Linked DNA regions of Homo sapiens: region 2 is linked to region 1. Evidence: read pairs that join two places in POLR2A ChIA-PET (ENCODE). Cell type or tissue: Panc1. All regions are shown on one strand. Links, peaks and the distances in the headings refer to the core of each region. The heading gives the core; the rest is flanking DNA.

What was found. Peaks named below come from ENCODE experiments on the same cell type or tissue, not always from the same donor. Only the 100,000 strongest peaks of a DNase experiment are listed, where the experiment ranks them.
Region 2: POLR2A ChIA-PET joins it to region 1 with 11 read pairs; 2 of 35 experiments call an interaction of 5 or more read pairs at or near these places.

What each region holds. Positions count from the first base shown.
Region 1 is chr16:24,634,772-24,637,685 of GRCh38, forward strand. It overlaps a transcript of TNRC6A not described here. Among named protein-coding and RNA genes, the nearest start is that of LINC01567, 35 kb to the right of the region's middle. In Panc1, for the core only: no CTCF peak of the experiment used is centred there; a DNase peak (open chromatin) is centred at 1,320; H3K27ac peaks cover 2,206 bases.
Region 2 is chr16:25,175,953-25,178,866 of GRCh38, forward strand. It overlaps LCMT1 (leucine carboxyl methyltransferase 1), which reads left to right. Exons shown (of 11, transcript NM_016309.3): 11 at 2,049-2,276. The coding sequence ends at 2,071. Among named protein-coding and RNA genes, the nearest start is that of LCMT1-AS2, 28 kb to the left of the region's middle. In Panc1, for the core only: no CTCF peak of the experiment used is centred there; no DNase peak of the experiment used is centred there.

The DNA of each region.
Region 1 (2,914 bases), core at 276-2,775:
CAGCCCCCACCTTACCAATCTTAGCCCTTTCTCATGGTTCAGTGGCACCTGGCCTGTCCATGGAAGATATCAAGCCTGTGTCTTGCCCTAGAATTTAATGTAAATTTCACAATGTAAGAATCATTTACATTTCACATTTAGCAAGTTGGAAAAAAAATCTTATTCTCCATACACTTTTTTCTTTCTTCATTTGTTTTGTTGTTGTTGAGACAGGGTCTTGCTATGTTGCCCAGGCTGGTCTTGAACTCCTGCCTCAGCCTCCCAGAGCACTGGGATTACAGAAGTGAGTCACCTTTCTTTCTTTTTCTTTCTTTCTTTTCTTTCTTTCTTTCTTTCTTTATTTCTTTTCTTTCTTTTTCTTTCTTTTTCTTTTCTTTCCTTCTTTCCTTCCTTCCTTCCTTCCTTCTTTCCTTCCTTCCTTCTTTCTTTCTTTGTAATGCTGGAACTCTATACCCTTCATCTGGATTGTTTTACTTCTTATTCATAAGATTCTGCACGTTTATTTATTTATTTACTTATATATTTATTTGTTTATTTTTGGAGACCTGTCACCCAGGCTTGAGTGCAGTGGCTCGATCTTGGCTCACTGCAACCTCTGCCTCCCAGGTTCAAGCCATTCTTCCGCCTCAGCCTCCTGAGTAGCTGAGATTACAGGAGCCCACCACCACGCCCAGCTAATTTTTGTATTTTTAGTACAGACAGGGTTTCACCATGTTGGCCAGGCTGGTCTCAAACTCCTGACCTCAAGTAATTCGCCTGCCTTGGCCTCCCAAAGTGCTGGGATTGCAGGCACGAGCCACCACACCTGGCCAGATTCTGCACCTTTTTAAAAAATTTTACTTTCTCAATTGTCTCAGCACCCATCATAGACATCACATTTGTTGGTATTCAGGGAAAACAATTACCATTTGTGTATCTGTAAACTCCCAGAACTCTCTTATTATTTCTGAGAGTTTTTGCATAATTCTCTGAGGTTTTACACAAAGAAAGATGATTTTGTCACCTTGTTGCCAGTAGCTGTACCTTATATTTTGGTCTCCATGGTTTTTTGTTTTATTTTTGCCTGAGCTTCCAGAAACATCATCAAATGATAGCAGTAGCTCACATCCTGCATTTTATTTCTGACTTTAAAGAGACAATGCTGGTGTTTTATTGTTAAGGATGATGCCGTTGATCTGAGATTCTTTTATCATCCATTCCTTAATTCATTACATATTTATTGGTACCCATCCAAGTGCATTGGATTTGGCAATATGCAGGGCACTGATCGCCTTGGGGAAAGCAGTTCCAATGGCAGGGTGCCAGCAAAAGCCAGATTGCAGTGGTTTGCAGGGAGGCATGTGACGGAAACCGTCTTCTTTACTGCCTGCCAAGGATTTTCATCAGGAATGTGTGCTGGATTCTTTCTTAATGCCTTTTCAGCATTTATTAGTAACATTGTGGGTTGTTTTTTATACTTGACCTATTGGAATGATTTAACATATTAATATATTTTCATTCATTCATTCAAGAATTACCTAAGTGCCTATGATAAGCCAGACACTCTTCTATTATTGTAATGTTAGATTTGTGATTTTATAAAATATTGTAGGACTTTGTGATTTTTTTTTTTTTTTTGAGACAGGATCTTGCTCTGTTACTCAGGCTGGATTGCAGTGGGATGATCACAGCTCCCTGCAGCCTCAAACTCCTGGGCTCAAGAGATCCTCCCATCTTATGCTCTCGAGTATTTAGGACTACAGGCACATGCCACTGCGCCTGGTTTATTTTTTAACTTTTTTTTGACAGGGTCTCACTATGTTGTCCAGGGTGGTCTTGAATTCCTGGCCTCAAGTGATCTTCTCACCTCAGCTGAGATTACAGGTAGAGCCACTAAGCCTGGCTCTTTGTTTTATTTTTATATCAATTCATAAATATTGAACTGTTTTGACAGTAGTAAGATAAATTTGACTCAGTTATGGCATTTTGTTCCTTAATTTTTAATTACTAAATCAATGGATGCTTATTATTAAAAATTCAAGATGCAAAAGCATGTAAATCCAGAAAGTTCAGATATTCCCTATTAATAGATATTTCTGAACCTTTTTAACTTTTAATTGTCATAAGCTTGAAAAAGTTATTTGTAAGCATTTTATGTAGAATTTTCACATCTATATTCATGGCTGTGGTATAGATATTACAGTAAGAGAGCCATACCTGGGGCCCCATCAGATTGGCCTCTCCTGCTAAATGACACTTTGTTGCAGGGGTTTTTTTTGTTTGTTTTTCTTTTTGTTTTTGAGACAGGGTCTCACTCCCTGGCCCAGGCTAGAGTGTAGTGGTGGGATGATGGCTGACTGCAACCTCAACCTCCCAGGCTCAGGTGATCCTCCCGTCTCAGCCTCCCTAGTAGCTGGGACTTCAGGTGCATACCACCATACCTGGCTAGTTTTAAAATTTTTTGTAGAGATGGGGTTTCACCATGTTGCTCAGGCTGGTCTCGAACTCCTGGCCTCAAGCGATCTGCCCATCCCAGTCTCCCAAAGTGCTGGGATTACAAGCGTGAGCCATCGTGCCCAGCCTGTTGCAGTTCTTGACCCATCTGTGGTCTGGGCAGCCTGGCGTTCCCTCCACCCATGGGCATGCTGGATGCCATGCGGAGGTCACTGAGGTTTACTTGTTCAAAGAGTACGAGCATTGATCTGACTATGACTCCATAGTTCTAGGCAAGGGGAAAATAATACAATAAATAGATTAAATGTACAATATATTAGATGGTGATCAGACCTATGGAGGGAAAGTAAGGAAGGAGGAAGGGAAATGTTATTGGAAGTGAGGGAACCACAGTTACTGTGGGAAGGAAGGTCCCATGTGGGGAGGTGCAGAGCTTTCTTAAAAGAGGACTCAGGCAGCAGTGAGAATGAGGGCGCCACAA
Region 2 (2,914 bases), core at 1-2,500, 540 kb after region 1:
CTTGAGAGTTTAAAAATCTCTAGAAAAGTAACCGGCGTTTGTCTTTTCCATCCACTTACAACCAGGTTCACTGGATGTTAAACGCACAGATCAGTACATCTTGCTTACAAACCCATGCAGCTAGGGGCTGAATTTTCCCTCTTCTCATTAAGGTGCACATGCCTGTCTGTGGCCGAGTAGGGCCACGGAGAACAGGCGTGGATCTATCTCTGTTTCTTGTTACCTTTGTCCTGGTCCAGCTCCTTTTCAGCTGCCCCCTGCTGGGCTTGCCTCCCCCAGTGGTTAGGCTTTGAGTGTCTCTCCAGCCCGATGGAGGCCACTTTAGATCCCAGTTCCGGCCTTCAGTGGAATAGCTGCCCTTCAAGCTTCCCGCAGATGTAATCCACATGACATGTGGTCACAAGCGGGCAGCTGATCCGAAACAGAACTTGACAGAGGCAAGGACCATTCCCTATGCAAAAATTCCAGGTTGACATGAGACTGATAATCAGCCCCTTTGGACCTGTCATTCCACACAGATTTGCCTAGCTATGCAGCTCAGCCCACACAATCCTTTCACATTTGTTTTGTTTGGTTTTGGTTTTTGTTTTTTTTTGGCTTTTTTTTTTTTTTTTTTTTTTTTTTTTTTGAGATGGAGTCTTGCTCATTGTCCAGGCTGGAGTGCAGTAGCATGATCTCGTCTCACTGCAACCTCCGCCTCCTGGGTTCAAGTGATTCTCCTGCCTCAGCCTCCTGAGTAGCTGGGATTACAGGCGTCCACCACCATGTCCAGCTAATTTCTGTATTTTTGGTAGAGATGGGGTTTCACCATGTTGGCCAGGCTGGTCTCGAACTCCTGACCTTAAGTGATCTGCCTGGCTCGGCCCCCCAAAGTGCTGGGATTATAGGCATGAGCCATTGTGCCTGGCCTTCACATTCCTTTTGGATTTAAAGTCATTTATTGTGAATTGAGCGCAGTGGCTCATGCCTGTAATCCCAGCACTTTGGGAGGCTAAGGCAGGCAGATCACCTGAGGTCAGGAGTTCGAAACCAGCCTGGCCAACATGGTGAAATCCCGTCTCTACTAAAAATACAAAATTTAGCTGGGCGTGGTGGCACATGCCTGTAGTCCCAGCTACTTGGGAGGCTGAGGCAGGAGAATCTCTTGAACCCGGGAGGCAGAAGTTGCAGTGAGCTGAGATGGCACCACTGTACTCCAGCCTGGGCAACAGAGCGCGACTCTGTCTCCAGAAAAAAAAAAAAGTCACTTATTGGGGTATTTGTATGTTATCCTCCTCTTAATTATATTAAAAAATACTTCTTAGTAGGAAACTTAAAAGCTTCTAAAAAGTATGACTAAGAAAATCCACCTGTATGCCTGTCAGTCAGAGATGACCTCTTGTGACTTTTCCCTTCCCCTCTATTTCTAAATAGTGTTTTGTTTGTTTTTATAATAAGAGTTGAATTTTTATATTTATGCAACTTTGATTTCAAGTGTTTTCAATTTAATGTTATAACATTAGCATTTCCCCCTGGCAATTAAAAATGCTCAATGAGCATAATTGTAATGGCTTTATAATATTGTATTATGTCACTATGGCTGAATTAATATTTCCATATTTTTGGAAATGTAGGTTATTTGTAATACTTTTAAGTGAACTCTAGTTCTCACAAAGGAACAATATATTGAGCATTTTAATGTCAGGAATTTACTTTGTCCCCACTGACCCGTGACTGCTTTGGGACATCAGTGCTTGTCTGTGTGTGTGGAAGATCCGTATCTGCCTTTGCTCAAAGTTCAGCACATAAAGGGTAGATTTTTGGCGTTAACTGCAGACAGTCCATAAACTGTTATAATGTTTTCTTAATCATTTTAAAACCACCCATAAACACAGTCTTACCCAACCTTTTGTTTCCTTGCGAAACCTCATTTTATGTAGCAGGAGGGCGGTGCTACAGTGGTCAGCAGTGTGGCTGGTGCCCCTGAGCCGGTCACTGGGGGTCCTCTAGGGGCCTCTGCTCCTGGCCACCAGAGTCTCCTAATGGTGTCTGTGTGTCTCTCCCCTCAGGGCTGAAGGAGATAACTTATTAATCTGTCGAAGGCTTATGCCGAGCCAGAAGCCGAAGCCACTTGCCCTCCTGGAGGAGACCTGCAAGCTCCCTGAGCGGTGGGCGGGCCTCGTCCGCAGGTCTCATCCCACACTCTTGAGAAGCCTTGGTCACTACAGTGGTCGCACATGTTCCTCTTCCTGTTCCTGTTGACATGTCGTTGTTTAAATAAATCTCACTTGCCACCAGTCGCCTGTGGTTGGACCTCTGCTGGCTGCCGCTGCTCGTTCCGTGCCCCATGGCTTGGGCGGGCCAGGGTTCACCTCTGTGTTAGCTAAAGCCAAGGACCCCAAGTCTGCTTTGACCTTGGCTTACTCCCTGTGAGTCACACCCGGCCCATGACCTTGAGTCCATTTTAGGATCTACTCCCTCACATGCTGTTTGTTGCAGCACATGACATTGTGCCTCACTCCCTGACCCTTGTCCTCCACCAGATGTGAGGCTAGTGCTCTTCTCGGGCTCCTGTCTCCGCCCTGGCCACACTGGCCTGCTCAGTTGCCTCCTTCATCTTGGTCATGGTGGCAGGCTGAAGAATGGCCCCTAAAGTGTCCATGTCCTGATCCCCAGAACCTGTGAGTGTGTGTTACCTTCTGTGGCAAAGGGGCTTTGCAAATGGGATTAGGGGTTTGAGATGAAGAGGTGGTCCTGGGTTATCCAGGTGGGCCTGATAGGATCACGGGGTCCTCATTAGAGGGACAGACGAGGCGTCAGAGTCAGAGGGGCCCAGACAAGAAGCAGGGGCAACCAGGGGATGCTACCTAGGGCAATAGCAGCAGACCCTCCCTTGGCCTCCAGCTGGAACTGCCTGCCAACACCTTGATGTTAG